Linked DNA regions of Homo sapiens: region 2 is linked to region 1. A link is an interaction called in ENCODE POLR2A ChIA-PET data of the cell type or tissue named here. Cell type or tissue: MCF 10A. All regions are shown on one strand. Links, peaks and the distances in the headings refer to the core of each region. The heading gives the core; the rest is flanking DNA. Region 1 overlaps LOC112267969 (a long non-coding RNA gene). Region 2 has its middle 130 kb from the start of PLG.

Region 1 (16,208 bases), core at 5,247-13,246:
TAGTGAGCATTCTGCTCATGTGTCTTCATACTCCTAGTAAACCTCTCTTAACAATTTATGGTTTAAAATTATCAGGAAACCAAAAGGCAAGAAAGGGGACAAGGGAGAAGTGGATAAAGTTATATGGCTTTATATTTTAGAAAATATGGTCCATAAATAACAAAGTACTTGCTGAAGTGGGGCAGAGCAAAGAAAATCCTTGAAAACAACACATGTGGAAATTACTATTTGTTGTAGACTCCAATGGTTCAGATACAGAATCATGATTAAAGACAGAAGTGATTTATTTCAGTAGAATCACAATGGAGAGAGCTATCAGATGCCAGAAAGTAACCATCTCTCTGAAGTTCAAAGGCTGCAGACAAGGATAATACACAACTTTGTCTCCTGAAAGATTGCATGTTTAGATAGTGCTCTCATTATCTGAGGAAAGGTAGACTAAAACAAACAAAATAAAAACAAAACCAGTGTATTTATGTCAAATAATTGCAAAAAACAGAACACAGGCATACCATAAACATGATTTAGTTGCATACAACAAAAGCAAAACTTAAACAATTAATAAACAGAAGGAAGGTATTGGTATGTACCCAAATTGCAAACATTTATTTTTTCCACTTATCAAGTATTTGTGTATACCTTTCCTTTCCAGGCCTATTCAGAGACTAAAATAGACATGTTCATTGACTGCGGATGTCATGAGATGTACAAGGTCAGACATAATCAGATACAGGCATGTTTGTATCTTTTTATAATGTAATGCCCAACCTTGTTTTTTACTAACCCTGTTCTTAGACTCTCCCTTTCCTTTAATCACCTAGCCTTGTTTCCACCTGAATTGACTCTCCCTTAGCTAAGAAAGCCAGACAGACTCCATCTTGGCTTTTTCACTGGCAGCCCCTTCCTCAACGACTTAACTTGTGCAAGCTGACTCCCAGCACATCCAAGAATGCAATTAACTGATAAGATACTGTGGCGAGCAATATCCGCAGTTCCCAGGAATTCGTCCGATTGATAATGCCCAAAGCCCAGCGTCTATCACCTTGTAATAGTCTTAAAGCCCCTGCACCTGGAACTGTTTACTTTCCTGTGACCATTTATCCTTTTAACTTTTTTGCCTACTTTACTTCTGTAAAATTGTTTTAACTAGACCCCCCCTCCCCTTTCTAAACCAAAGTATAAAAGAAAATCTAGCCCCTTCTTCGGGGCCGAGAGAACTTTGAGCTTTAGCCGTCTCTTGGCCACCAGCTGAATAAACGGACTCTTTAATTCATCTCAAAGTGTGGCATTTTCTCTGACTTGATCAGGTACAACATTAAGGTCAGGCTTTTACTGATGCTTATTTATTCATAAAAGCCACAAGCTACAGGGAGTTCCCAAGGAGACAACTCTCCTTAGCATTATCTCTTCACTTGGCAGTCACAGCCAAGAACACACAGGCTCAAGCTGATCTACAAGTTAGTCAATATGGCAAACCATACATAGTAGTATAATTAATACATGCATATGGTAGATTAAAATTTCCACATCACAGTAACATTTAACATTGAGAGAAAACTGTGTAGTATAGGGAAAGATGTTAATGAACCAGTCCAAGGATAGCAACATGGACAAGGAGACTGTCTTGGACTAATCCAGGCGCTTGTCAAAGTCTTGCAAGGGAGAGTTCTTGATTTGGGCAGAGCCTTTAGCAGCAGATGCTAGGCGCTGCCCAAGAGTGACAGCAGGACAATGTCTAATGAGATGACTGTGTTGAACTGATGAAGCCCTGTTCTTCGTACCTCCTTGCATCCTCTGGCGAGGGCTGTCTTACGCCTCAGTCTTGTTGGGTATAGACTCTATTGATTAGACAAACATCTGGTCCCACTGATATGATGCCATTTGAAATATAAGATGAAGTCTTTTTCTAAAATGGAGTTACTTATGTCTATGGTGCTCTATACAGTGGATATTGTAATTTTGAAGAAAACATAAATAATTTTTTATAGATATACTTCTGGATATGTGAACCCCAAAAATCCGAGACACGTTATCAGTTAATTTAGAAAGCTTATTTTGCCAAGGTCGAGGACGTGGGCCCATGACACAGCCTCAGGAAGCCCTGACGACATGTGAACAAGGTGGTCACGGCAAAAGTTAGTTTTATACATTTTAGAGAGACATGAGACATCAATCAATATATGTAATAAGTACATTGGTTTGGTCTGGAGAGGCAGGACAACTTGAAGCAAAGGCAGGAAGACTGGAAGTGCGAAGGGGACTTCCAGGTCACAGATAGGTGAGAGACAACAAACAGTTGCATTCCTTTGAGTTTCTGATTAGCCTTTCCAAAGGAGGCAATCAGATATACTTCTATCTCAATGAGCAGAGGGATGACTTTGAATAGAATGGGAGGCACATTTGCCCTGAGCAGTTCCCAGCTTGAAAGGGCCCAAGGTATTTTCCTTCCACATTTTCCCCCTTTTCTTCTTAATCTTTTGCAGAAAACATTTTAGAAGAAAATGAGCCTCTGGTGTCAGGTTTCACCTGATCTCTTATGGTTAGGACGGTTTATTCCTAGATGGGTAGGTCCCAAAAGCTCATTTTTAGCAGGTTGTGAAGTCTCACATCCTATGAAGAGAAATTAGGGAGAGGAGGGGAGAAAAACAACAACAAACAAAAGAGCAATCCTGGAAAACTGATATAGGCCACATTACTCTGAAGTCTATACAACAGTAGGCAGGTATGAAAGTGGCTTATGTATGTAAATAGATTGCTGTTATTTTCTTCTGAAGTTTAGGTTGTCTGGTTTGAGTTTGCAGGGTTTAAAGAAAGCATAACTTAGTTTTCAGTGACTCCCAATTAGGAAAAATGGAAAAAAAGAAGGAAATAAAAGAAAACATTATTCTGAAGACTTGGAAAAACATTAGGCAAGATTAGATCCTAACAACAGGGGTACTATAGTTTTTGAAACATAATTTTTCTCTCTCCAGTTTCCCATTTTGCTAAAGGCAAATCGAAAATGGTTTTCTTTATTATACTTGGCCTAATTATTTGTATGCATTGCAGCAAGAATAATTATTTTTACATAGGCTTTTAAATTGGCTTTAATGGAACTTTGTTCCATAGAAGGAATCTCAGATAAAACTTTTTAAAAGCTGAGCCCAGCCATGGATTCGTGCCATCAAATATCTATGAGTTGGGTATATTTCCTCTCCTCTTGAGGTTCCAAGATAAACCTGAGGCTTCTGGGCCTGTCAGAAAGTGACATTCTTTACTTAGCACAGGTCAGAAATCCTGTACAGGGACTGCGTACACAGAATATGAGGCCAGTTTTTCCAAGGGCTTTATTGGCTCCATAACTCAAGTTTGATTCCTTAAAGGAGAGCACACCATTCCAGTTAAAGTCTTGGTCAAATAACCAGTTTCTCCAATTATGTCCTGTTACAAATGAAAACAGATTCTTTTTTTTTTTTTTTTTTTCTTTTTTGAGATGCAGTTTAACTCCTGTCACCCAGGCTGGAGTGCAATGGCACGATCTTGGCTCACTGCAACCTCCACCTCCTGTGTTCAAACAATTATCCTGCCTCAGCCTCCCAAGTAGCTGGGATTACAGATGCCCACCACCATACCCAGCTAATTTTGGTATTTTAGTAGAGACGGGGTTTCACCATGTTGGCCAGGCTGTTCTCAAACTCCTGACCTCAGGTGACCCACCTGCCTTGGCCTCCCAAAGTGCTGGGATTAAAGGCATTAGTCACCACTCCTGGCCTGAAAACAGTTTCTTGTTGCACTTATGCACATAACTATATTACCATAAGTTAAGAATACTCACAAATAGTTCCAAATTCTGGAGAAATCAGATAGAAACAAAAATGCTCCAAATTTTGTTCATAGGAGTATACTAAATTTTTTAAAGCTGTCAATAGCTCAAAAGAAAAGTTTTAAGACTCTGAAAAACAACACAAAGGATCAGCAAACATTAAAAGTTAGGAAGAATAGTTCAGTCCATGCAGTTAATTTCTATTCTGCTTGATACTCATGAACATTTTAACTCTCCGTGAGTCCTGAACATTTTTTTCTCTGTTCCAATGTTACAATCTTTGAAGTTATCAGAATCTTGCACTCAAGAGCACCTGTTGAAGTTTTATAGCTGATTATGAAACCAACTTCTAAAGAGGACCAAAACAAGACAATTGTCCATGGATGAAAAAAGGTTTTAGGGCACCCATAGTCAAAGACACAATTGACAAAGAAATGTATTATTACTGTGGCACACAATAACTTTAACATAACAATCATTACTAATAATGTACACTAAGTCATATCAAAATAACAGGAGTTTTCCATAATTTTGGAACACTTACCAATAACATATTTATACAAATACAGCCCAAAGAAAATAAAGCACCATTTAATATTTGACAATTCTTCTGGTATAATTTTTTTTTACCAAATAAGCCAACTTATGTCATTTTTGGACTTTAGGGAAACTAATATCTTAAAGGATTAATTAGGTCAGAAAAAGACACAATTTGTAGTTTGACTTTGGAAAGCTTGTCAAATATAAAAGGTTTAAGACACTTGATATCACAAAATAGGATTACAGGCCATTGTGAAGTCATTCATGTAACCAAGTGGTAACTCAAGCATTTCAAAAAAGTGAAAACCTTCATTCTTTGAGAGAGGAGACTTAATTTTCCAAATAAGAAGTCCTAATAAAAATAGCATGAAGCCAATTAAATGTTTTCCCAAATTTTGCAACCAATCTATAAAATTTAATCTTGATCATAAAATATAAGTTCCATAAGCCTTTTATAACTTTTATAACCTTTATTAAGGAGTTGGTTAATGCCTCAAGAAAACCTTGCTAATCTGACACAGTGGTCCATATGCTGGTCTTGCATCAGTGTGTCTTTGACATTAATGATTAATTTATGCAGAAACTGAACTTATTTTATCTTTTAAAATCGGCCCTTACAATCTTACATGCCCACCTCTTCTGTGATAGTCCCTGGGCCTTGAGAAGTTGAATGGCTTTCCTTTCTGGCCCTGTGTCTCAGGAATGCAGTTTATTTTGATTGGCATCTTCTACAGGGCCTGAAGATGAGGCTTTAATTGCTGTCAGTGTTTAAGATTTAGCAGGAATTGGTGTCCTTTTTAGACCCAGGAGTCAAAGCCCTGTAACTCAATGTCACAAAAACTTTAAAAGCACATACAGGAAGATATATGGATGTAATAACCTTAATTCAAAAAAATTATCTCAGTTATTTTTCCTAAGCAAACCAAAACTTAATCATAATATGACAAATTCATCATATACAAGTTTTTGGGTTTTTTTCCTCAAAATAAATCCTCTTATTGTGACTTACACTAACTGTTCATAACATGCTTGGGACCTTCTGGTTTGTCCTGAGTATTCCTCCTTCTGAAACAACCCGTCATTTTCTCTAAGACTAAATCTGCCATATAAGATTCTTTCTCATATAAAATTGTTTCTCTTTAAGCTTTCTTACCATGCACACATAAAATCTCTTTATTTTTATAACTTTTTTACATCTCTTTTTTATTTCCTGGTTCCTTTTACCTTGTTTTATACATAACCTTTAAATAAGCTTTGAATTAGATAAAACGTGTTCACCTATTTTTTTTTTTAAAAAGGACACACTTTTTTTTTTGCAAGAATATTCTCCTACAATATAGATTGGAAAATACCCAAATAATGAAATCTCTATTATTTAATTTAACTTTAGATTCTAAATTATGACATTTGTCTACAAGTATTTATCTCATTACATTTACCTAATTATTTTATTTTAATTGTTTACCTGGATTATTTATGAAAACTGTGATAGTTATGATTTAAAGTTATAGATTGCCATTGCAAAAATATAACTGAGGCAGTGAAAAAGATATGACCTAACTGACTCCATCTTGCTTCTAGCCTCCAAGCTGTCCTTCTTCGTTCCTGGACTTTGGGAGGAACTTAATTTACAGTCTAGCTTTGAAACAAAGACAGTAACAGTTTTTTCCCAGAACAAACCTCCTTACTGCCTGTGGACTAGACTCCCTAAAGCCAAGATTAGAAATTATGGTAATCTTCCTAAATTTAAGATGCAGATGTTCATTAAACCGATATCAATGTCTTATTTATTAAAAATTACACAGCAAAGATCACTCTGCTTTGGGCTAGGTTTATAGTTTTGTAACCCCTATGCCAAATTTTGACATCTTACACTATTTGGCAGGGATAAGCATGAAATTGTCTGATTAATAAATGCAAAAAAAAAGTATGCTGGCAATTCCTCAGACATTTCTAATATTACTTTACTAATAATTTTAAAGCTGGCTTATTTATTAAAGCTTTTACTTAAGTTCCATAAACTCGAAAAAGCATTTGACTAGTCTTTTCTTTTTTCCTGATAAAGTATTTTATTTAAATGCTTTCATTTTTCTTTAAGCCCTTTATATATTTTTCAGTAGTGAAACATTGTATACACAATACATAAATACATAGATGTATTGGGCATGTGGATGGAAGTACATCTTATAGATTCAATAAGACCTTTTTTTTCCCTATCTTAGACTTTTAGATCCTTGATAACCTGTTTTACAACCCGAGGCAGTTGATAGCTAAATAGGCTTAAATTTGCATATTAAAGGAAACAACTCAGTTGAAAATTAAATAGCAAAATTTCCATCATAAGGTACAGAGAGAAAAAGTCTGGTGGTACTCGAGGGAGACGCTTTTATAGTGTACTTAAAAAAACTTTTTTTAAACAAAGACATTTCTGAGTGTCTAAACTACATTCTCCCTTAAAAACCCAAGCGTAGCCTCTGTTGTAATAACTATTTTAGTCAATAAATCAGGTGAAAAGAGCATTCAGTCAACTGATAAGAAAGAAAAAAAAACTTTTGCTCAAAAAAAGACAAGGTCTTAGGAGAGAAAAACAAACAAAAAAACCCAAAACAATGAAGGCCTTTTAAATACAAATATGCACACGTGCACACATACACACTCACATCTTGGATGTTATCCTTCTAATTAAGCTGACTTTTAATCATTGAACTTCTTTAAAAAATATTTTAAAATCTCATTACCATATGTCAGCTAGGAGAAAATGCTGCTAATTCAGTAGTACAGCCATTCCTCTTTCAGTTTGGTTTGACTGGCAAAAAGGTGGCCTTGTTATGTAAATAAAGCCCCTTTTGTAGTCAAAATTAAAAATCTTTTCCCTTTTTCTTTTTCCCTTTTGCTGGCCATTTTCCTCCCACTTCAAAGGCCTTGTTCCCCATAATTCAGAGTTACTCTTTGGATCTGACCAAGTTGGGACGTATGTCAGACCCAAAATGTGCTGCTCGCAGACCTAGCTCTTCAGAGTCATGACCCCCTGAACCTGTTCTGTCCGCCCATGTCTCAGCCACCTGGCACAGTGTGTCAGGGCCTCAAGGTTCGGGAGGGGTCAGCTCCTTCTATGTACCTGCTGGTTGAGATTAAACTCCAAGTATGTTCTTCTGAGGGGGAACCTATTTAGAGCCACTGCATGTCTTAGGGAGTGTTTCTCCCAGACACCCTCAGGTGATTCTCAGTTGCCTGAGAATGCCAGGAAAGGCTGAGGGGAGCAAGGTGCTCTTATTTCTTTGGAGTGGAACATTCCACATTAGTGAGCTAGAAGGTTTGGAGTTGGTCAAATCTGATAAGGGAAAGCACTGAAACAAACACACACACAAACCCAACGAGACAGTTAAGAAACAAACAACAAAACAGTTAAGGAAAACTAACAATGATCACACAAATTATATGATTTCTGAGTGCTCTAAGTGTAAGCAGAAATTAAAACCAGCTGCTTGTTAATGCTAACCTTAGTTGTTTAAAAAGAATTTGCAAGACAGAATCCCAAACCAGTTTCTTACCTTGTGATGGGTCTCAGGCTGTAGACTTCACTCTCCCATCCTAGCAGCAGGGAAAAATAAAACTCCTCTTCCCTGCTGGCAGCGAGCTCAAACTCCACAAAGGGGTTACCTGCTTTCCATCGTCATGGAAGTAGGAAGACATGCCTTCCTTGTTGGAAGCAAGTAAAACTCAAAAAAAAAAAAGAAGTTGTACAGCAAAATAAACTTTAGATCTTGACCAAATTTTGAAAGGTCAGGGATTCACTGAGGAGGTGCTCACAGGCCTCAGCAAGTTGTCCCATTGGTTTGAGCCATAAAGTTAGCTGATGCGGGTACCAAGCACCCACAGGAGATTTGTCACAGGCCAGGGGCATCTTCACTCAGAATCCCCCTGTGGTTACCAAAATGTGAACCCCCAAAATCTGAGACAGGTCTCAGTTAATTTAGCAAGTTTATTTTGCCAAGGTCAAGGATGCACGCCTGTGACGCAGCTTCAGGAAGTCCTGACGACACGTGCCAAGGTGTTCGGGAACAGCTTAGTTTTATACATTTTAGGGAGACACAAGACATCAATCAATATATGTAAGAATTACATTGGTTCAGTCTGGAAAGGCGGGACAACTTAAAACAAAGGCTGGAAGACTGGAAGCGGGGAGGGGGCTTCCAGGTCACAGGTAGGTGAGAGATAATGAACGGTTGCATTCTTTTGAGTTTCTGATTAGCTTTTCCAAAGGAGGCAATCAGATATGCATCTATCTCAGTGAGCATAGGAATAACTTTGAATAGAATGGGAGACAGATTTGCTCTGAGCAGTTCCCAGCATGAAAGGGCCTAGGATATTTTCCTTTCACAATCTGTATGTGACTCATTACAAGCTGTAATTTGCAGTCAGGGTTACAGGACTATGAAAGTCAGGCTGCCATCTGCACCCTTTGTGTATGGAGTTTTTTTTCCATGTGGTGAGAAAAAACTATTGCCACCTCTGGGATAACAATTCTATACCACTCGGATCCAAGGGAAAAATAAATCACTTTATAGCTCACTTTGGAAAAAACTCTCAGGAAAAATCTTTGATGGTCACGTCTGAAGGCATATGCAAACAATATTAAGATTTTTTAAAAAATTTGTTATGTCTCTTTCTCTACTTTTAAGTTTTAGTCAAAATTTTAAAAATTGAAAGTATTTTACTAGAAATATTTATCAAGAAAAATGTAGATGCAAAATGATCAAGTTTGTGATTTCTGGAACTATCTAAGCATTGCAGTTATGAGAAAAAGAATCACAAAGGAAAATGCAGATAATGTTTCTAAACCTTTAAAATTAACAATAAAAGACCAGAAACAAAATTAAATGCAATTACAAACATAAGAATATAGAGAAAAGGATAATGTTCTTACACATTAAGAAGAAAAACATGAATTATCCAAAATAATATAGATAAAATCTTTTTAAAAAAACATCCAAAAAGGAAATACAAAGAGCCAAGAATCATGTGGAAGAACGTGGAGAAATAATCAGCATCATAAACATAAAAATAGTTTTCTGTTGTAATCATGGCACTTAAGTATTGGCGTAGGAACAGAGCAACAGACAGAATACAGAGAAACAAACAGAATAAAGTCATAAATAGACCCACACATATATGGTCTTAACCTTAAATTTTCACTTCTCTGGATTAGGCCAAGAATTTTTAGATAGCTCACAAAAGGCATACATGAAAAAAATGTAAGTTTGCACTTTATCAACATATTGTATTATTAATTCCATTATTTGATGTCTGTTTCTCCTGTTTTCTCCTGCAAAAATCCTCATCAAATGTATGTTGACAGCTTGTATACATCTTAACTTTGTCTCTCAATTCCTCAGCCCCGCTTTCCTTTCTTGTGTAATTTATTTGCCCATTACATTTTCTTATATACCTAAGCATATTTCTGAGAATATTAAATACATGTACCTTAATGTCACTTTCTGTTTTTAATAATTTTTTGTGTAAATTCTTCCATGTGATGGTTTTCATTTTTCTTTTATTCTGCTGTTTAGTTCAAACATTTGTTGACTATTCCTTGGTTTTTACCATCTGCAGCAGAATTGATTCTGTTCTCCATGGGGCCAAAGTAGCAGAATGCCTACAGGTCCTTGGTGGCTTCCCTTGTGTTACAAGCAGGTTTGTGCCTTAACCTTAAATTAGCATTTGCCAGCAGCTCAGTCGAGCTGGAAGAGAGGGCTGAACTTCCAGATGTTGGAATAGTTCAGAAAAGCAAAAATGAGTCAGGAATGAAAGAGGAAAATAAACACAGCTCGTATTTTAGGAAATGTCAACAAATTACCTCATCCATTAAGATAATTTCCCATTTGTTCTTTTATTTTTTATAAAGGCTCTGTCCTCATTAACTTATTTTGAACAGTTTTAACATTTCTATTGACTTGGTGCATTTGAATGTGCATAAACACATGTCTCAAAGTTTATAGACTATGTCCATGTGCACTGCTTACTATAGTTATATCTGCTGAGTGGGAAGAATAAGATGATGTTTCCCAATTGCTTGTTCAGACACTTTAACATTATTTGTATGCTTTTCAATTTTGATGTTAATATTATACTTTTTAAAAAGGTATAAGAACCATCAGCAAGGTAAAATTCTGCTGGGAAGTAAACTAAGATTGTGATTTTTCTTATTTACTTTTTATTTAGCAAAATACAATAGCCCATTAGTAACCTTGATGACAGTGGTCTTAGTGATTAAGTTTAGTAACCTCCGAGAAAACTTTAAAAAAAATTGTTAGGGAGTTAAGTCTGGTTTTTTAATTCAAACTATTTTAACGTTGATTAAAACAATTTTCAAGAAAAGATGGATTCCTAAACCTGCAAAATTTTAAGGTGCTTAATAAAAAGACATGGTTGCCTCACATATCTTATGCTTCTCTTAGAAAGTACATACTAATATATAAAGACAATTTCTGACAAGAAATAATATGTTAAACATTAACCACATTTAATATTCAATTTTTAGATTTAACATTAAAATTTATCAGATATAAAAGTATTTTATGAAGCTTTAATTGTGTACATATATTCTTTTTGATATATACATATTTTTTAATTTTAACTTTTGTTTTAGATGTGGGGGTACATGTATAGTTTTGTTACATGGGAATATTGTGTAATGCTGAGGTTTAGGGTACATATCCTGATATGGTTTGGCTCTGTGTTCCCAACCAAATCTCATCTCAATTGTAATCCCCACATGTGGAGGGAGGGATCTGGTGGGAGGTGATTGGATCATGGGGGTGTATTCCCCCATGCTGTTCTCGTTATAGTGAGTGAGTTCTCATGAGTTATGATGGTTTAAAAGTGTGTGGCTTCCTTCACTTTCAATCTCTCTCTCTCTCTCTCCTGCCACCTTGTGAAGAAGGTGCTTGTTTCCCCTTCACCTTCCACCATGATTCTACATTTCCTGAGGCCTCCCCAGCACTGTGGAACTGTAAGTCAATTAGACCTCTTTTCTTTATAAATTATCCAGTGTCAGGTAGTTCTTTTTAACAGTGTGAAAATGGACTAACACAGATCCCACCACTCACATAGTGAGCATAGTATCAGATAGGTGTTTTTCAACCCATGACCCACTCCCGCTTTCTCTGTTTAGTGTTCTACAGTGTCTATTATTCTCATATTAATGTCCACATATGCTCAATGTTTAGTTCCCACTTATAAGTGAGCACATGTAGTATTTGGTTTTTCTATTCCTAAGTTAATTTACTTAGGATTATGGCCCACAACTATATCCATGTTGCTGCAAAGGACGTGGTTTCATTTTTGTTATGGCTGTATATTATTCCATAGTATTTATGTACCCCATTTTCTTTATCCAATCTATGCTGCTGGGCACATAGGTTGACTTCATGTCTTAGCTATTGTGAATAGTGCAGCGATGAACATATGAGTATATGTGTCTTTTTGGTAGAATGATTTATTTTCCTTTGGGTACGTACCCAGTAGTGAGATTGCTGGGTCAAATAGTAGGTGTCTTTAAGTTCCTTGTGAAATCTCCAGACTGCTTTCCACAGTGGCCGGACTATTTTGCATTCTCATCAACAGTATATAGTATTTCCTTTTCTCTGAAGCATCAACAGCATCCATTATTTCTTGACTTTTTAGTAATAGCCATTCTGACTGATGTGAGATGGTATATCATTGCTGTATTTGCATTTCTCTGATGATTAGTAATGATGAGCATTTTTTCATATGCTCAATGGCTGCTTGTATATCTTCTTTTGAGAAGTGTCTGTTTCTGTGATTTGCACATTTTTAATAGGGTAAATGCTTTTTGCTTGTTGATTTGTTTAAATTCTCTATAGATGCTTGTATTAGCCCATTCTCACACTGCTATAAATAACTACCTGAGACTGGATAATTTATAAAGAAAAGAGGTTTAATTGACTCACAGTTCTGCATTGCTGGGGAGGCTTTAGGAAATTTACAACCATGGTGGAAGTTGAAGGGGAAGTAAGCACCTTCTTCACAAAGTGGCAGGAGAGAGGGAGAGAGAGAAAGAGAGAGAGAGACTGAGACAGAGAGAGAACACAAAGAAAGCCACACCCCCTTTTTTTTTTGAGATGGAGTCTTGCTCTGTCACCCAGGCTGAAGTGCAGTGGTGCGATCTTGGCTCACTGCGACCTCTGCCTCCTGGGTTCAATCAATTCTCCCACCTCAGCTGCCTGAGTAGCTGGAATTACAGGCACCTGCCATCACACCTGGCTAATTTTTGTATTTATGAAGAGACAGGGTTTCACCATGTTGGGAGGCTGGTCTTGAACTCCTGACCTCAGGTGATCTGCTTGCCTTGGCCTCCCAAACTGCTGGGATTACAGGCATGTTGTAAGTCACTGCACCTGACCAGCCACACACTTCTAAACTATCGTATCTCGTGAGAACTCACTCACTATCACAAGAACAGACATGGGGAGACCTGTGATCCAATCACCTCCCAACAAGTCCTTCCCTCAACATATGGGGATTACAAGATATAGGTGGGGACACAGAGCTAAACCATATCAATGCTGGATATTAGACTTTTGTTGAATGGATGGTTTGTGAATAACTTCTGCTATTCTGCAGGTTGTTTCTTTGCTTTGTTATAAGTTTCTTTTGCTATGCAGAAGCTCTTTAGTTTAAGTCCCATGTGTCTACTTTTGGTTTTTTCTTTTGTGTTGACTTTAGTGCATCTGATGACCATGTGCCCTGGGGATGGTTGTCTTTTGCAGTGTCTGGCTAGGGTCCTCTATATTTCTTGGATTTGCAGGTCAATCTCTCTAGTGAGATTAGGGAAATTTTCATGGACTATGTCCTCAAATATATTTTCCAAGTTGCTTATTATTTCTCTTTCTCTCTCGAGAATGCCAATAAGTCATAGATTTGGTCTCTTTGCATAATTGCGTATTTCTCAGATGTTTTGTTCATTTTTCTATACTCTTTTCTCTTTATTTTTGCCTCACTGAGTTGACTCAATTAGCTGTCTTCAAGCCCTGAGGTTCTTTTCTCTGCTTGGTCTATTCTGCTGTTAATACTTCTGATTGTCTTTTGAAATTCTCGTAGTGAATTTTTCAGCTCAAGAAGTTCAGTTTGGGTCTTTCTTAAAATGGCTTCTTAGTCTTTCAACTCTTGAATCATTTTACTGAATTGCTTTGCTTCCTTGGATTGAGTTTCAACTTTCTCCTTGTCTTGATAAGCTTCCTAGCCGTCCAGATTCTGAATTCCATGTCTGTCATTTCAGACATTTCAGACTGATTAACCACTGCTGGAGACCCAGTGGGCCTGTTTGGAGGTAAGGGGACACTCTGGCTTTTTGAATTGCCAGAGTTCTTATGCTAATTTTTTCCCATCTGAGAAGGCTGGTGTTAACTGTGATGGAAATCTAGTATAGTCAGTTGGCTTTGTTTCTGGAAGGTTTCAGAGGGCTAAGACTCTGTACAGGGTCTTTGTTGTTGAATTCTTGCCCTTGGTTTATCAGCAGGGAGAATTAGCGGAGTGACTTGTTGTTGTTTTTGGTAGTTTGGGCTGCAATCCGGTAGATAGTGCTTGACAGCAATGGTTGGTAGACAGGCTGTTATTTGCAGTATGACTCCTTTGCATATCCTTGGATTTGCAGCTATGCTCTGTGGTGCAAGGGGGAGACAGGTGACCCCCTCACCAGGTGCACTCCTGGAGTCTGGGGAAGCTGCCTCTGATCACTGGCACTTTGCCAGCCATTCCATTTATTTATTTATTTATTTATTTATTTATTTATTTATTTATTTTTAATTTGATGTTTCAGCCTCAGGGCTCCCTTGGACAGAAGTCCAGTATGAAAATAGGGCACATCCTTACTGGACCTGTCCTGTGGAGGTAAGCACATCTAGGTCCTAGGCCAACCTGTGAACCTCTGCAATTCACCCTTCTCAGTTTTCTGAGAGTGTGGGGTCCTCCCCGACTTGAGTGCAGGGCACAGATCCTGGCTAGGTAATCCTGAGCCATGGGCCAGGGCTCTGGGGTACCAGGACCTGCTTGCAGCTCCCTCCTCCAGACCGTTGGGACTGAGTCCCAGGTGTGCTGTCGGATTCGAAGGGCTCCCAGGCTTCCAGAATGCACTTAGGTGGCGCAAAGCACCCAGAGTGGGCAGTGGAGTTATGTTGTGTACAGGCTTCTGCAGGGTGGCCAGGGAGGAGCCCTACCTAGGAGGGGCTGGCAGGCAGGTGGCCTGTGGGACAGATGTGCCCCAGTCCCACAGGGAAGGTGGCTCTGCTTTCTCCCCAGTGGTTAGCTAGGGCCAGAGCCTTCAAAGGGAGATAGGCAGCCCTTGGTGGGTTAGGCTCTGCCAAAGCTGTCCCTAGCACAATGTTTCCTGGCACCAAGCTTGCAGCAGCTCTGTCTCTGTCTAATCTCTGAAGACATCCACCAAGCAGCTCAAATGTCCGTGGCAGGCGTGAGGTCTCCAGTCTCCAAATCCTTTCACTTACCCCTTCCTCAGACACCATTTGGGGCCAGGAAGCAGCCCCAGCATTCAGTTACCCAACGCGGAGTTTCCAGCTTCCTTCCTCTTTAGCCTCAGTGCCTGCATCTTCTCTACATCCACATTCGACATCTTCTTTACAAAGATCTGTTCAAATTATGTTGATTTAGTCAAAATCTCAGCCTTTCTCCATGGGAGAAGCACTTCCCAGCTGCATTGAGTTGGCCATCTTAAGACCCAGTTGATGTATAATTTTTAAATATTTAATAGAAACTTTAAAATATTTGTAAAATTAATCTTACATTATCGTACTGCTCATTCTGAATTGTCAGCTTCCATGAGTTTAATCATTAACTTAACTGTCTGAACTATGTATTTTTCAAATGAAAACAAATGACATAATTATTTGGAATAATTTTTATAAAGGTGGACAACACGATGTTTCTGTAGTATTATTAAACTACTAATATTTGGGCAGCACTTAGCAAGTTAGGTAACTGACTTGATAATTTGCAAAACTAATCTCATTGACTCTTCTTCTAGTCCAGATATTATTTTCTCTGATAAACAACCATTGTTTGTAAAATCACCGTCAAGGAAAGATTAAAATAGTTCGATTTAATGAATTAAAAGAAATGGAAGTTTTGTTTATTAAGAGGAAGAGTTCAGAGATCTGAGCTCGATACAATATGAGTATACATCTTAAATGAAATAAAGGGAATAATGGGAAAGGAAGAAATCAAATGATATCTCAATATTTTTCATCAAGGAAAATATAGGAAAAAACATTTGCCTATATTTTCTTAAGGGCAAAATGTAAACATCTAATTAAAGTAAAGATGTAAAGGACAGGCAATACAGCTTTATTAACATACAGCTGATTTTCATTGATTGTCCAACATCCTTGATGAACATTAGATTTTATCATCCACCATCTCCTCAGGGTCCAGCTGGGAGGTGGTGGGTTTTGACAGTTGACAAACACAGCTGAGCTTTATCTATTATTCACAGTTTTCTATATGAATTTCTGTGAATAAAGTTTTCTATTAGTAAGTTTTTAATAGTAAAATTGAGAATGTTTTTCTTATTGCCATTATTTTATTCTTTTCTTTTTATACAATTACATTATGTTACAGCATCTTTTTTTGTTTTTTGTTTTTTGTTTTGAGACAGAGTCTCGCTCTGTCGCTTAGGCTGGAGTGTAGTGGTGCGATCTCGGTTCACTGCAAGCTCCGCCTCCTGGGTTCACGTCATTCTCCCGCCTCAGCCTCCCGAGTAGCTGGGACTACAGGTGCCCACCACCACGCCCAGCTAATTTTTTGTATTTTTAGTAGAGACGGGGTTTCACCG
Region 2 (16,208 bases), core at 3,205-11,204, 51 kb after region 1:
AGGTGGAGGTTGCAGTGAGCCGAGATTGCGCCACTGCACTCCAGCCTGGGTGACACAGTGAGAATCTGACCAAAAAAAAAAAAAAAGAAGAAAAAGAAAAAGGCCTATGACTTGACCTGCATGGAGTGAGGAAAAAAAGACAAGAGAGAAAACATGTTCCAGGGGTTTCGACATGAGGCTGGAATGAACACTGTTCATTGCCTGTTTGCATGCATTTATACATTTATACGGTCTCAACCCTGTTCCAGGAAAGATTTAAAGGACACAAGTAAGACTGCAAGCACCAGAAGGATGTTCCAACTTTTCTTTTTTTTTGAGACGCAGTCTCGGTCTGTCACCCAGGCTGGAGTGCACTGGTTCGATCTCAGCTCACTGCAAGCTCCGCCTCCCGGGTTCACGTCATTCTCCTGCCTCAGCCTCCCGAGTAGCTGGGACTACAGGCGCCCGCCACTGCGCCCGGCTACTTTTTTGTATTTTTAGTAGAGACGGGGTTTCACCGTGGTCTCAATCTCCTGACCTGGTGATCCGCCCGCCTCGGCCTCCCAAAATGAAGGCTGTTCCAATTTTAAATGTCAGTTCAGCTCCTACTTTATGGGGTTTGGCAAATCGAGTTAAGGGCTTTTTCCACAAATGCTCAGACATTCCAGCGAGACTGAATCAAGCAACTGGAATCACCTGAAAACGAGAGACCAGATTCTATCCTCCCTCCATTTTTTGAAATATTCACTTCTTTATCACCAGCTGGGCTTCAATGACTCTTCAGGTGTAAAGGTCAACCTCGTAGAAATGGGAAAGCCTGTGTTGTTAGGAAGGATGGTTTTATGTGAGCATCTGAAGTTTTAGGGCAAGAATAGCCTCGGACCATCTGTAAGAAAAAGCTGCCACATCTGGGCAGTACTCTCCTAGGGTGAAACGTGCGCAGATTAAACTGAAGCAATAATGAGCTCAAGTAGAGTCTCAAACGAGACAGGAAGCTTATATGCACGGCATGTGCCTTCGGTGCCCGGGCTATGGAGGAAAGAACACAGACAGTCTTCCTGAGGTGGGGCAGACAAAACTGCTGAAAGTGAAGGAGAATTAAGGCGCTACACGGTGGTCATTCAAAAAGCCTCAGACTTCCCCTCCTAAGAAGATGGAACAGGTGTGCAGTTTCCTCCTTCCCGCAGGTGCAACTGGAAACCTCGGGCAGTGCCCATCAAACAAACTCAGGAAGACGAGAGGCGGAGAGAGGAAGCCCGGGGGAGCCGGGCGACCCTGGGGACCCTGAGAACGATAGGGTGGGGCGTTCCTGGGTTTTCTTTTTGCCTCTTCCACCCCAAACTGGGTGCTTACGAGGACGCAGAGGAAGACAGCCCCTGCTACTGTCTCCAGCCAGAGCACTGGGAGAGGCGCGGCTCCAGGAAACATTTCAAGGACTCTGGGAAAATGGGTGGAGATCTCTGAATCTGAAAAATCTTCAGGAGACTGGAAGTGTTTTGAAGTTGAAGGTTATGATTCTTTCTCATTTTGTTTCAAAACAGAACCCCCATTTCCCTTAATGTAGGATTCAAGGGCACAAGCGGAGGAGCAAAGGGATGTCACGGTCAGAACCGCCTAGAAGGCAACGGGAAGCAGAAGCGCAGGCCAGCGAGATGCTCTTCAGAGTGACTTAGCTGTGGGCTGCGGAAGGCAACAGAAGGAACTCAGCATCCACTGGCCACATTCTCCTCCCCGGAGCGGAGGACAGAGCCGAGTTTCTTCAGGCAGTGGCTCTAGCCAGCTCTGCCACAGGGAAGGGGCGTGCAGCTGCCACACACCGCAGGTAGCGCTGACACAGACAAGGCCTGTGAACAACACTGTGAATCATCTAGAAATAGCAGATAGCTATAAAACACATTACCCAACAACATGGCACATTTTCCAGGATAGACCGTATGCTACGCTGTGCTACAAAAGAAACTGTAATGTATTTCAAAAAATTGAAATAATGAAAAGGACATCTAACCAAAACTGAATGAGATTAAACATCAAAAACAAGTAACTTGGTAAATTTACAATTATATGGAAGTTAAATAACAGAATCTATATTAAACAATGGATCAAAATGAAATTACAAGAGAAATTGGAAAAGAGTTTGAGATTACCGAAAACGGATACCAAAACTAATGGGATGTGGGTGATGCAGTGCTTGGAAAAAAAATTACAGCTGTAAATACCTCAATAGCCTAAACTTCCACCTCAACACAATGGACAAGAGAGGAAACTAAACCTAAATAAAATAAGTAGAAAGAAGGAAATCATAAAATGAAGAGTAAAATTAATAATACAAAATACAGATAAACAATAAAGACTATCAAAAAAACCAAAACTTCATTTGTTTTAAACGTAACAAAATAAATTTCTGGGAATTTATAAAATGTGTAATGATCCAAAAAAAAAAAAATCACACCAGCCATATTGTTACTTAAGACCGGAAAGATTTGCTAAGTATGGGATGATAATTTCTTAATACCAGGCCCAGACTGTGAAGTGTTCATGAATCCCACCTCTTTTTGAAGCCTCAAATTTATGTCTAAGTCACCAATCCCTACTTGCTACCAGAAATATTATAACAGAATAAAATATATTCATTTGTACATTTATTATTTTGAATATCCTCTAATTGGAAGATATTGTTCAAAACGTTATGACGATGTGACATGATACCTGTCCCCAGGTAGTGTACTATACATAGGTAACATTATATACTCTTCAGAACACATTCCATGGTTGTTCTATTTCATTTAGAAGGTGAACACATTTTTAAAGTACTAAAGTAATTATTTTTTCACTTTCTGAACATACAAGTTGCTTGATTATAGCAATGTGTCTTCTGGCTTTCTTTCTGGAAGTTTTAAATTAAACCTGTTTCCTTTACAGGCTATTTTAGGAAATTCACATTTTCTGTGTAATGTTAAATTTAACCAAAACATAATTTGCAGTTAGAAGCAAAAGTTCTATTTCAAAGTGTAAAATCTAAAAGTCCATAAGAAAATCAGGTATAGTTTCGGAAACTATTTCTATAGAGTCAGGAGGATTGTATAAATAGAGCTTTATGTGAATTTGCCACAAAAATATAGTATAATTTGACCAGGATTTTCTTAAATTATTTCTTATCCAAGAAGTCTAGTAATTATTTATTCTAAGACTATTGTAATTTCTGCCATGATGTCAGTGATTTTATTAACAAGTTGAATAGTTTAGGTTTATTTATTTATTTTTGCTATACTATGCAAACTTTTCTGCCTTCAAGTAAAAGTTTTATGTGCTTACATTTTAACTTCAAAACAAAAAGGATATAGAACTACATATGAAAACACCATATTGAATATATTTTTGGGTTTGGGCCAGTCTTGATACCACTAGATCAAGTGTTTAAATCTTTTTGTCCAAGGCACTTACATGCACTGATATATTTTCACCCTTTATTATGCCTTGGAAAACCAAATAATCTTGCTTCTTAAATCCTGACAGTAAAATGATATAGAAATTGTTCATTTAAGCAATTCTAGAGTACATATCATTGTATTACCCATACGCATACCAAAATTTTTATGATAAACTTCATTAAATGAAGCGATTTTGGATAATAAAGTTTCAACTCTTGTATGGGTTGAAACTTCACTCATCTATACACAATTATCTTTCATATATTTTCCCCAAATAAGTATATTATATATTTAAAATAAAAGTTTGACTATATTATAGCTTCAGGTTTTATGACTTTTCATACTTTAATTTCATATCTCAAACAATAAAATGTTTTTATGCATGTTATGTAATTTTGTACTACCTGAACCAGATTTTTATTTTCATTTATAATTAAATAGTTTTTATAGGTATAATCTTTTTGTATTGCTGTTCAAATTATCTTCCAAGACGTGGAATTTCTTGCAGGCTTTTGTGCAGAATATTTAAAAAGATGACCTTTGTCTTGAGCATAGCTTGTTCAAGTTTAAAATGCATTTGTTGGCAATATTAAAGCAACATTAGTGGAGCATCCACAGTTTATAAGGCATTTGGGTCATAACTTTAGGACTCAGGATAATAAGTAAAGTAATACATTTCATTTTTTCTATTCCTAGAAAATTTTTTCATTAAAAATATAAGTAATAAAAAACTAATAATTATAATATTTTCACATAAGATCATATTTTCAACTTATAGATTTTTACCCAGTAGGCTTCTGCTTTTTACTTTTTATCATATTATTCACTTGTTTCAAATTTAACTATATTTTAAAATTTATATATTTAATAATGCAGTTAGCAATACATTCATAAAGTATTTTAGTCCAATTTAATTTCTCAAAGAAAATTTCTTTACAGAATACTTTCAAATTTTTAATAAAATGTGTAGGCCACTATAATTTTCATCAAAACTGATATTTTATCAACATTGATGTACTTCTCACTGAAAAGCTTTCAATGTGATAGCCATTTATCTTAGTACTGAGTACCAATGTACACATATATATTACCATTTATTTGAATTTATTAATTATGATGACAAAATGCTTGACGTACTAGTACATGGTTAGGTGAAAGGTGATGAGTGCTTTTGTAAATTGGAGAAATTTATTTTAGCTCAGTGCTTTCAGGAGGACTGTTTTGTCTTCTGGGGGCACCTTGGCAATTTCTAGAGTCATTGTCAATATTCAGAATAATTGGCTGGAACAGTTGACATTTAGCATGTGGGTAGTGAATGATGAAAGTTATAAATCTTTCAATGCACAGAATAGTTCAGGCAAAGAAAACGTTTTTCATGGATTGCACAATTTCTAAAAGTTGCAGCATATGTTAATGTGTATATAAAACCTACATATAAATATCTAAGCCTAGATATGAATTTCACATCACATATTGGCATGAAATATTTTTACACAATTTTAATAATCATTGACTATATCAGGAATGAATCTTTTATGTTAAAGAAATAAATATTATTGTTCATTCAGAAATTTCTTAGAATTTCTTAACCATATTGAAAAAAATACATCATCCTACTTCAGTGTCTATTAGGAAACGACTATTATCAGTCCTTATTTATGGCTGCCAAACCACGGTAATTCTGTGTATGGGTGCAAACAGCTAACCACTGCAATGTATCTTCTAGTTCAGTTATTCTTTAATATTTTTGCATAGAAATAGTGCTCTTATAAATTAGTGGCCTTTTATGTTGTTTATATTAGAGTTAGGGAATTATCTTGGTTAATTTTTAATATTAGGTGTGTAGGTAGGATACATTATGAATTCCATTGTATGAAGTAAAGAGTGTGCTACAAAAACCGGAAATGTATTATTAACAGAAAATATTGGTCTGATTGATTTTAGTGTATCTGTTTCAAGAAGCACAAAACTAAGTAGATTATGCACCTTTAAAAGTATAACTTATAGAGGATCAAAACCAAATATTTCAAAATTATAAGAAATAAATCACATCACCAATTCACAAAATAAAGAAATAAAACACAATTCACATTTCAAAACAGAAAACAAAAATATTATAAACACATAAAAGATATATTGGTTACTAACATCTATGAAATTACCTTAAAAATCAAACTAAAACAGACCAATTCTCGGTTGTTTAAGAGGTTCATTATAACAATCTGACTTAGAAGAATTAGAAAATATATAATAGAAAAACTTACTGGAGAGATCACGATGAGAACAAGGCTGGAACTACAGACTTGATGTATCAAGGTGGAATTTAAGACAGCAAGTGATAAACCAGATAAAAAGTAGTTTTTATTTAGCTTTATGTTGATGTACTAAAAGCATTTTGCATTACAATCAATAATGCCTGCTATTAATGTAGGCTCCTGAAAGTAGGTAAGTATATGAACAAGTCAAAAAATGAAGTATAAATTGGATAGGAAGAAACACAATTATTGTGGTTTATAGATGATATGATTATAAATATAGTAAAATTAAAAAATTGATTTAAAAACCTGTTAGAAATAAAATAATTTTATATTGTGGTCTACTGAAAAATTAACATGAGAAATGTATAGATTTCCAATAAGAAATAAATGTCACTTAGAAAATAAAATGAAATAAAATATCTTATTTATAATAGTAACCCAAAAGATAAAATACCTAGGAATAAACTGTTATAAATGCATAACAAAAGAAAATCTCAAAATTATAATAAAGGATTTAAGAAAGATATTAAATGCTTTCAATTGCTTTGCATGTTCTTGGGTAGAAAGTCTCAATGTTTTAAACTCTAAATTCAGACATAAATTCTATATGGTCTCATATAAAACAAAAATAAAACTTGTTTTACTATGTATATATAGAGGATAAAAGTTGAAAGAAAGAAAAAACTATACGAGTTTGAGAAAATACATTAAAACAAGGTATTAAAATATGTTCTGGGGTGTTAAATCAACACCTACTGAGGGAGACTATGACTCACATACATGAGTCATACGCATATGTATACCTTATATATAAATATATGTACTTATCTATATGAATTTATTTTAATATAAATAGCATTTCTAATCAATGGTGGAAAAGAAATTACACCAATTAAAAATTTATCAGACTACTGATTTATGAAATAAAACTATCACTTTCTAGAAGAGAATGAGAGTGAGTATTTGTACATCTTAAAATGGGGAGGCTTTTCTAAATATGACAGAAGATTGAGAAGCAGTTACAGGAAAAACAGATAAGGTGTCATATTAAAATGTAAAATTTATAAAGGCATACATTCCAAAGACATTCAAGCATCTAGAAAAATTATTTACAGTACATTAGACAAAATGGTATCATTTTAATTTAAAGATAAATTTATAGGTACTCCTGTTAAATATGGCCAATGTAGTACATGGTTTTCTATTTTTTCTAAAACCTATTAAAATTACGATCAAAGGGAACAAAGAGCATGGGAGAGGAAACAGTAGAATAAATAAGTAGATTACTCAACAGATTAGAACCATCAAACTAAGTGGGTAGCAGAGAGAAAGCCACTAAACTAGCTGAACACTCAAAAGACAGGCATTGTACTCATCAGTCATTCCTAAGGGTGGGACCATGGCGAGACTGAAAATCAAAGAACTGGTTGAAAGCTTTATGAGCAAACAGTTAAACTCCTGAATTCTCTCTTTTATCCTGTGTGAACAGCCCATTGCATTCTTGAGCAGTACACAGAGCCCAGGGATGTGGTGCAATACTATAGAGGAGAAATTAAGTAAAAGGCTACTCACAAAACAAAGCTAACAAGGTCTTTTTCCCTATTCTGCTCTAAAAATGTGGGTGACCAGGCCACTTCCACTGACTGTCACTGACTGACTGGCTCTAGGAAAAAGAATACAGACTCCAAGAGAGAGAGTTCTTAAACAAATCAGCCAGGTCTCTGCTTGATCACAGTGCAATAAAGTTAGTAGCTGGAAAGCCACTCACAATGAATACATGGAATTTCAAACCACAGTTTTTGGTTTTTTATTTTTCAATATAAGTGGAGAGTGAAGCATAACAATATATGTTAAGAAATTCTCTAACTTCACAGCGACAGACCAAAGTCAGTTGGGGGTTGGAAGGTGGGGAGAGAATTCAGAGGAAATACAAAGATGAGGAGCATGTTAAACTTTTGAAAAAAACTCCAAAACTTAAGATTACTGCCCTCAAGGTAATAAGAGAAAGGTAGAAAAAAAATGGTTTTCAGATCTACAATGTGTGCATATTTTTAGTTCTCAAGAGGTCCAACCTAAAAATAATACACTTCACTTAAAATAGGAAGTCAAGTAAGGAAAAAGATGAGGAATTTAGGAAACTGAGGATCCAAACCAGAAAATAGGAGGTAAACCTTCCCAGGATGAAGGTGAAGAGTCACCCCGGAAGACACTGCAGTGAGACTGCGGATCTAGGATCTACCCCTTCAGAAGAGGCACTTCTAAGGACAAAAAGACTGAGGCTGAGAGAATATCCAGTGTATTTTGCATATTGAGGTATATGGGGAAGTAATTATGACTGGGTACTTAGAATAAGTAAACAAAACTAAAGTGATTAATAACTGCCAGAAAAACAAAAATGTTCTGTAAAAGTAAATGCATACTACCTCTTTCAGCTATAAATGATATCACTAAAGTCATAATTATATAAAATGAATATTAATTTATCACAAAATTAACCTAATTTTATATTGGGAGAATGAAATAAGGGCTTGGTGTGTGTATCTGTGTGTGTGTGTGTGTTTATGTGTGTGTATGTGTGTGTCTGTTTTGGGGTAAAGAGGAGAGTAAGAAATTTAAATACTTCTCTTCCATAGGATAAAGTCAATGAATAATGTCTAAATGTGTTTTTTTAATTAAGTAATAAATGTAAAGTATTTTATTTGGAAATATTGAGATAAACAAAAACACAGAAATAGTTAAACATCTTAAAGTAGTTACATATAGGTGGCATGATAAGTTAGAAATGGAAAGGCACTATAATATTTTACTTTCTGAAGACACTATATTCTATAAGAAATATTTGTATTTATTGTAGGAATATTTACATAGTATTTGATGAAAATATAAATTAAAAATAAACCAGAAAATTAAAACATGGAAATAAATTTAAAACCAAAATGCTTGGCATTTCAGAAATTTTGGACTACTTCCAATGCATCAGAAGCAAGACTTTCCTAAGAACATCCCAATGAGCTTCCAACCAATGGCCATTAGAAAGCAACAGATTGCCGAGTTGGTGTTTGTGGGGGTCAGGGGAGAGAGGCAGGAGGCTGAAGTGTGTGGTGCAAAGGAGAAGGAAGTGTTGATATCTTATTTTCTTTTGTGCTAATTATAAAATTAGTGTGAAAAATATAAATTATTTATTACAGAAAAATTAACAAAAGCAGGTTGTTATTAGGAAACATAATACTTATTATTGGAACGTAATAGAAAATTGGTATGGCCCACTTCTCCAGGTGGGGTTAAACACTATTTTGTTTCTTTCACTTTTCAAATTAAACCCAACACAATCTTCACAAGCCCATATTATCAGCAAGGCCTATATTTTCTATAGTGTCTTTTTCTTTCCACTGAAATATAAAAAATCCTCTGGGTTTCCTCACTTCAAAATGTTCAGTCCTACCTCTAACTCTTCACACAGTGAGAAGTAAAGGAACTGATCTGTCTAAACTTTCCCAGGGATGCAGAGTTAATCCCGCTAAAAGCAGAATATTCTGGGGGCAGTTTAAATCAGGTGCCCCTCTTTCTCTCCACCACTCTTTTCTTCCTCTATCCGGTTCCTTCTATTAGTTGTATCTCCCTTCATGTGGAATTCCCCCCATCTGATTTCTCTCTTTCAATCTGGTTTCTCTGCCCATCATATGACCCTCCTCCTTCCCTTTCTCCCTCTCCATTTGATTTTTCCTTGCTCTCTCTTTTGCCCCCTCCATTTGATTTCTCTCCCTCCATCTCCAAACTCATGTGCTTTCTGAAGGCATTTGTTAACATTTTAAGAACAATGTTACCACGTCTTTTATATCAAGTATAATCACCTATTTTTCTGGAAATGTCAGCCTTACAATCAAATTTCCAGATTAAATGTCAGTCTCTGTATCTCTGGCCCAGAGGATCACAAACTTTAAGTTAATGAGAATCACCTGGAGGTCTTGGTAAAACACCAATTATTGGCCCCACCTTAGGACTTTCTCTTTCGGTAGCTCTAGCGTTCAGCAGGTCTGGGGTGATCCTTAAGCTGCTGGTCTGCGAACCACTTTAAGAAAACTGTTGTAAACCCAGTAAATTGTATTAACGAAGAGGAGTTGTATGGATCCTAAGATGTAAAATTCACTTTTGAGTGTGAACTACCATGAAACACAGCATGAGGAAACCAGCTAGTCCAATCTTCTCTGCAGAAAACTACTAATCTCTGGAGGAAGAAGCTGATACATTGATTCGGTAAGGCCACATGCTTGAGTGGATCCTACATGATTTAAAACTGATTCCAATCAATTTTCTGAAATTCTCCAAAGATTTTTAACTCTGGGAATATTTTCAATGAATTTTTTTCAGGTTATAACCTTTTTGCAATTCCAATGTTATTCATATCTATAATAATTTAGTAAATAATTCAAAATTGATTTTTTTTTAGTTAATTTTCTTCCCTTGTCCTTTTGACACTTTGAACACTACTGTTCTGTAAAATTTTTTCATGGTCAAAATAAGGCCTCTCAACTAGTGGGCTAAATTCTTATATAGCATAATCTTCGTATTTCAAATATTTTGAGTTTCTCATGCTTCTTGGCTTGAGTAACCATCTTCTCATCAAAATTTATAATTGTCTTGATTACCAGAGGAGTCTAGGAAGTTCTCCTTTAACCAACAGGAGGATTCAAGTTCTTATACAACATCAAGCCCAGCCGTTTCCTATTTGAGATGAGGCTGAGATAAACCTTACTGATAGATTCGCTAGTTTTCGTCTAATTTCCATGAGGCTTCTATCCTAAAGCAAACTCCTTTTCTGCTACAGTCTTATATATTATAAATTTGACTTGAAAAGCTTTATGATTCTATTCTCCAAAATGCCAGCCAGACAACTTTATTCTATTCTTAGGTGTAAGTTACCCTGGCAACAAAAAATTTTAAAATTCCAGGATTAAATTTTTTTCCATAAGCCCTTTTCCTGTCCTTGTCTACTTTTATTTCTGTAGATGTGTAATAGTATGTTTCAACCATGTTTGCATTTCAGCTGGAACCCAGCTCCCACTATACAGTGTCAATTATTGATGCCTAATTTTCACTGTTCTATATTCCTTCATGTTATAGTTTCATTTTCCCTAAATCAGTCTATAAGTACCTAAAGGGGGGGAAAAAGGAGGTATATACAAAGAGAGAAACTTCTAGGTGCCTTCGTACTTCTAGAGCATTCACTGGGGTGATCACACTGCCCTAGACTATCTCGTCCACTTAAGAATTGAACTACTTCATATTAGGTGTTCAAAACTGACCCAATTAGCTAGATTATTTATTTATTTATTTTAAGATGGAGTGTCGCTCTTGTCACACAGGCTGGAGTGCAATGGTGAGATCTTGGCTCACTGCAACCTCTGCCTACCTAGTAGCTGGGATTACAGGTGTTGCCACCACACCCAGCTAATTTTTTGTATTTTTAGTAGAGATGGGGTTTCACCATGTTGGCCAGGCTGGTTTTGAATTCCTGACTTCAGGTGATCCGCCAGCCTCGGCTTCCCAAAATGCTGGGATTACAGGCGTGAGCCACTGTGCCTGGCATAGATTTTTACCCTTGAGTGTTTCCCTTCGCATTCCAGTCTCTCTACTTTGAATAGACATTGAATTAACCTAGCCATTATAATCACCAATTCTGTTATGACCTCACGGATAGTTTTACAGAAAATAAATTTATAGTGTAGCCTATTTTGTGTTCTGATATTTTAAAAACACCAATGCACAAATAACATTGATTTTTATATCTTAGATAATTACTTTCATTTTGTATATAATATTTTCTTTTTAAATTTATGCCTAAGAGGAGAAAGTAGGAATTATTATATAAGCCTGTTGCTGGTATTCATTGTTTTCCCCAAAATTTACCATGATATTGTTGTTGTCCTTCAGAAAAGATTTTCTGTTTGTTTGATTTTAGTCACTGGGGTTGTGCCTTAAATTCACTGTGTTTTTGTTGGTGTCATTTATCCCTGTATATTCTGTCTCTCATGGAGCTGCATGTACATCCCCCTCTTCATAAAAATTCCATTAACCTTTGGTGTCTGCTCAGGGCTTTCAAGACATATTGTAGGATCACGTCAAGCTCAATTTCATCACTCTGCACTATATTCAGCCATACTGGCTCTTAAGCCACTCAGCTAGTGGCTTAAGATCTCTATTGAAGGTAGAAGCAGGATCCCGCTCTTTCGATTTACTAAGAATTTGGCTCCTTATGAAAATGAGCCTCATCTTTGAAGCAACATAACTCTTTTAGTAGACTCCAAAGATGAGTCACCATGAAGCTGATCTGTCTCTAGGAGAATTCATCCCTAAATTCCCAGAGGTGAGCTCCTGAAGCATTTTCCTTTAGTTTTTGTCAACTTCCTACCCTTTCATGTCGTGGAAAGAACAATCTCCTTTATGAAAAGTAAACAATGGATTTCATGTACATATGTTTATAACCTCCTTTTTAAAAAATTACACATGAATATTGACCATCACTGTATATCAATAAGATAAATATGCAACCTCACTTTTAATGGCTTCAAAGTATTTATTTAAATGAATGCACCTAACCTGAAGAAAATTGCTAAATCAAAAAAAAAAATACATGTGAGTGGTTGTTGATTTGGTACAACCAAATTCTCTGTCCTCATTTACACTCTCACCGACAGTGTGTAGGAGTACCATTTTGTTTACACATTCACCATGCCAATTATTAATCATTATGGTTTTGACTTTCCTCCATTCTTATGTATCAGGTTATATCTCATTTTGATTTTCACTTCTTGCAGCAGCAAAAAAGATTGAGTACTTACAAAGTGAAGTTTTTACAGGCTTTTTACCTTTTTTTCTGATAAGTGTATCTTGCTTAGTTGCTATAGTTCTTTATAATTTAAAGATACAACTTTTCTTATTATTTCTAGAGAGAATCATATCCGTAAATATGGTTTTTATTTTCTTTTTATTATTTACTTAATTGGTATTATGCTGCTGTTTAATACCATTTGATCAAATTTCCAACACAAAGTACAATATCAGTGGTGAGAGTAAACATCCATTTTTTTGTTCCTGAGTTTCAAAAAACTTTAGGTTTTGTTATTAAACATGGTGTTGGCTTGGTATTAAGGAAACGATAAATAAGATGATATCATTTCTAATTTAAAGCACTTTAAAAAGGAATAGAAGGGGAAGTAATAATATAGCAAAATATCTGTTTAATACACTGACAATTTACTTTTATAATTTTTAAAGATTTTGCAAATTACACATACTCATGCACTAACAATTTTGTTATTTTAGATGTGTTTATTAGAAGTTCTGTTTTCAGCCTTACAATCTTGTGCTGACTTTGTACAGAGATATGGAAAGCACTTCTGACTCTAAAGTCTAAAATATTTTAAATAAAGTGGGATAAATTGTAATGGTTAGAAAAATTTTTAAAATGCCTTAGGGTTTGCTAAGAATTTGCTAATGTATATTACTGGAGATACTTATAATATCATTTGCATTTAAAAGTATAATTGTCATAGGATAACAATTCGATGATAGGTAAAATTCTAGCTGTTCCAATCAAAAACGAATAAAGCAAGAGGAAAAAACATAGACATAAAATCAAAATCAATTTTTTTCATCTTTTGTATTTTCTCATTATAATAGCTAGAGTTTTCTTCATATCATTGTTATTTTCTTTCTTTTTTCTTTTTTTTTTTTTTGAGACAGAGTTTCGCACTTGTTGCACAGCCTGGATTGCAATGGCGTGATCTGGGCTCACTGCAATCTCTGCCACCTGGGTTCGGTGATTCTCCTGCCTCAGCCTCCAGAGTAGCTGAGATTACAGGCACCTGCCCCACACCCGGCTAATTGTTTTGTATTTTTAGTAGACACGGCGTTTCACCATGTTGGCCAGGCTGGTTTTGAACTCCTGTCCTCAAGTGATCCACCTGCCTTGGCCTCTCAAAGTGCTGGGATTACAAGTGTGAGCCACCGTGCCTGGCCATATCATTGTTATTTTCAAGAACTTATTTTCGTAGATTTATTCTCAAGATTTTCTCTGCTTTTTATTTAATACTTTATATGTTTAATGATAGAATCGCTTCTTCATCTTTACTAAACTTTACAATGCTTTGTGTTCTTTAATTTTTGCTTTTTTGTTAACCCTTAGTCAATTTATTATTTTCTTTGTTATTTAATAATAACAAGTTTGGAGCTACAAATACTTTGGTTATTGTTTTGCCTGTTTTCTAAAAATATTAAATGAAAGTTTCTTATTTGTACTATTTTCCAAATAGACTGTTATTTCAGACTTGATTTTCATTTTCATTTATGTCTAAATATGGCATTTGAAAGACAAAACTTCTAAATTTACTTGGCAATATTTTTTACTCTTTTGTTACTAATTTTCAGTGTCATTGTATCATTAATACAGAATTGGATTACTAATCATTGCTTTTTGGTATATTTTTGCTCTTAATTGTTTTTGAAAAATACAGAAATGTAAAATTATTTCTTATCATTATCTCAATTGTAGGGAATTTCTAGTGTCTACCAAGAGAACTGAAAGGAAGGGTGCTGAGAAAAATTCCTAAAGTTTGGCAGAAATGCTGCTATGATTTGTTAGTAACGTGTGGATTGAGGGAGGAGTTACGAATGTTGGATTCTTATGACTCATCCATTACACTTGGCTTAGCACGTGATAATTTTTTAATAGTTCTTGGATATTAGGAAGAAATTTACCTTATGCATATACTTTAAAATGTCTTTTTCTATGATATATATATCAGGCTGGGGGTAAGAATTACCTGAATAAATTTTTCAGAAAGCGATATTTTGATGCCACCTCAAATATAACATATCCACATATTTGGGAGTAGTGCTCAAGAGAAAAGGCAATGTTTCAATCTATATATGATACTCTTGTGTGGTTTTAAAGCATAGCAAAAAGTTGGAAATTTTACTATATAACATTTACATGTATTTATAATAAACATAAATGTATATACATACACACAAACCCAATATGAATGAGTTAGAGGTCCTCATGCCAGTTAGTTTTAATAAGTTTCAAATAGTTCTAAAATTTTGACTTTAAAAATTTCAGCCATATGATTTAGCATATATTCAAAAGTTTTTATCTTGTTTATTTCAACCCATATTCATATAAAATAAACATATTTTCTTATTTAACCTGTATTTATGGGATACTACTTTTGCCTTTGTCTTTCATTTGGAGACTTCACCTACTTTCATTTTATGTAGTTGGTTTATATTAAGGTTTAAATATATGCCTACGCTATTTTTTGTTTCATCTGTTCTATGTTATATTTTTCTATTTTATTCATTATTTTCGACTGATTATTTTGTCAGTCCACTTTCCCCTTTATTGATATTAACACTTGCTTTCACTACACTTTAAGTGCTTAACCTAGGGATTGCAATACTTGTAATTAGCTTTCCATGTTTTAATAGAAATTGGTACTTGTTACACATTCCAGGCAAGGTAAAGGTCATAAATATTTAACTGCATTTAATCCCTTTCAGATATATGTGCACACATATTATTCCATATATTTTTAGAATAGCAGGAGACATTGTTACCATTTTATGCATCCAATATTAGATTTACCCACATTGGACTCTTTTATTGCCCTTATTTCTCTTCTACATTTCCAAACTTCCAGCTAGTGTCTTTTACCGTATGTATGGTAACTTTTAAGCAGTTCTTGTGTGTTGAATTCTACATTCTCTAAGTATCTTTTTCTTTCACCTTTATACTTAAAAGAAGTTTGATGGTAGGAGGTCAATATTAAGTAAGTAAAATGAAAGAACTGTACCAAAACTTAAAAGTCTCAGAAGTAATGTTTTTAAAGATGTACATCTTCAATGATTGTGCATACACATACATACATACATACATACCTACATATGTATGTGCTTGTATCTATCTGGTATTCTTAGTCCTATAATAACTTAGACTCCTCTTTGTCTGTTCCTCTATATTTTTCTGCTTTACAGCAGATCATGGTACAAAGTCATTAGTTGAAGGCTCAGATGGCTAAAATACCAAATATTTCCCATAATTTTTGCCACAACTTGAGCTATTCATTCAGATTATTTATAGGATTCCTTGAGACATAAGTTTGTCATTTCCTACAGGTCATTTATACTCATTACATTCTGAAAAACAGGAAATCAAAAGAGGGCTAAAGATATTTAACAAATTTTAAAAGTCCAACGTTTTAAGATAATTATTCCACTGCTACATAAATTTCATTTTATTTAACAAGTAATACATGTTTAGTCCTATTAATAGAATACTGTTATGTATAATGTCTGATGAAATTATTGATGAAATCAAGGAAATAAAGTTGGGCATTATATTTTTGCCTACTTTGATCCCTGGACTTTGAGTGTACTGAAGGCTAATCTAACCAAATAGAATTTAGGAGCACTAGAAACATTTTTGAAAGGTAATATTATTTATTATTTTATTTATTTATTTATTTATTTATTTTTTATTATA

The links. Peaks named below come from ENCODE experiments on the same cell type or tissue, not always from the same donor. Only the 100,000 strongest peaks of a DNase experiment are listed, where the experiment ranks them.
Region 2: POLR2A ChIA-PET joins it to region 1 with 5 read pairs; 2 of 35 experiments call an interaction of 5 or more read pairs at or near these places.

Annotation. Positions count from the first base shown.
Region 1 is chr6:160,875,469-160,891,676 of GRCh38, reverse strand. All of the region lies in intron 1 of LOC112267969 (a long non-coding RNA gene), which reads left to right. It also overlaps the pseudogene LOC107986665. Among named protein-coding and RNA genes, the nearest start is that of MAP3K4, 110 kb to the left of the region's middle. RefSeq lists silencers at 174-374, 3,114-3,314, 7,434-7,634 and enhancers at 2,039-2,844, 8,277-8,909, 13,234-14,166. In MCF 10A, for the core only: no CTCF peak of the experiment used is centred there; a DNase peak (open chromatin) is centred at 8,756.
Region 2 is chr6:160,822,845-160,839,052 of GRCh38, reverse strand. It overlaps the pseudogene LOC107986665. Among named protein-coding and RNA genes, the nearest start is that of PLG, 130 kb to the right of the region's middle. In MCF 10A, for the core only: no CTCF peak of the experiment used is centred there; no DNase peak of the experiment used is centred there.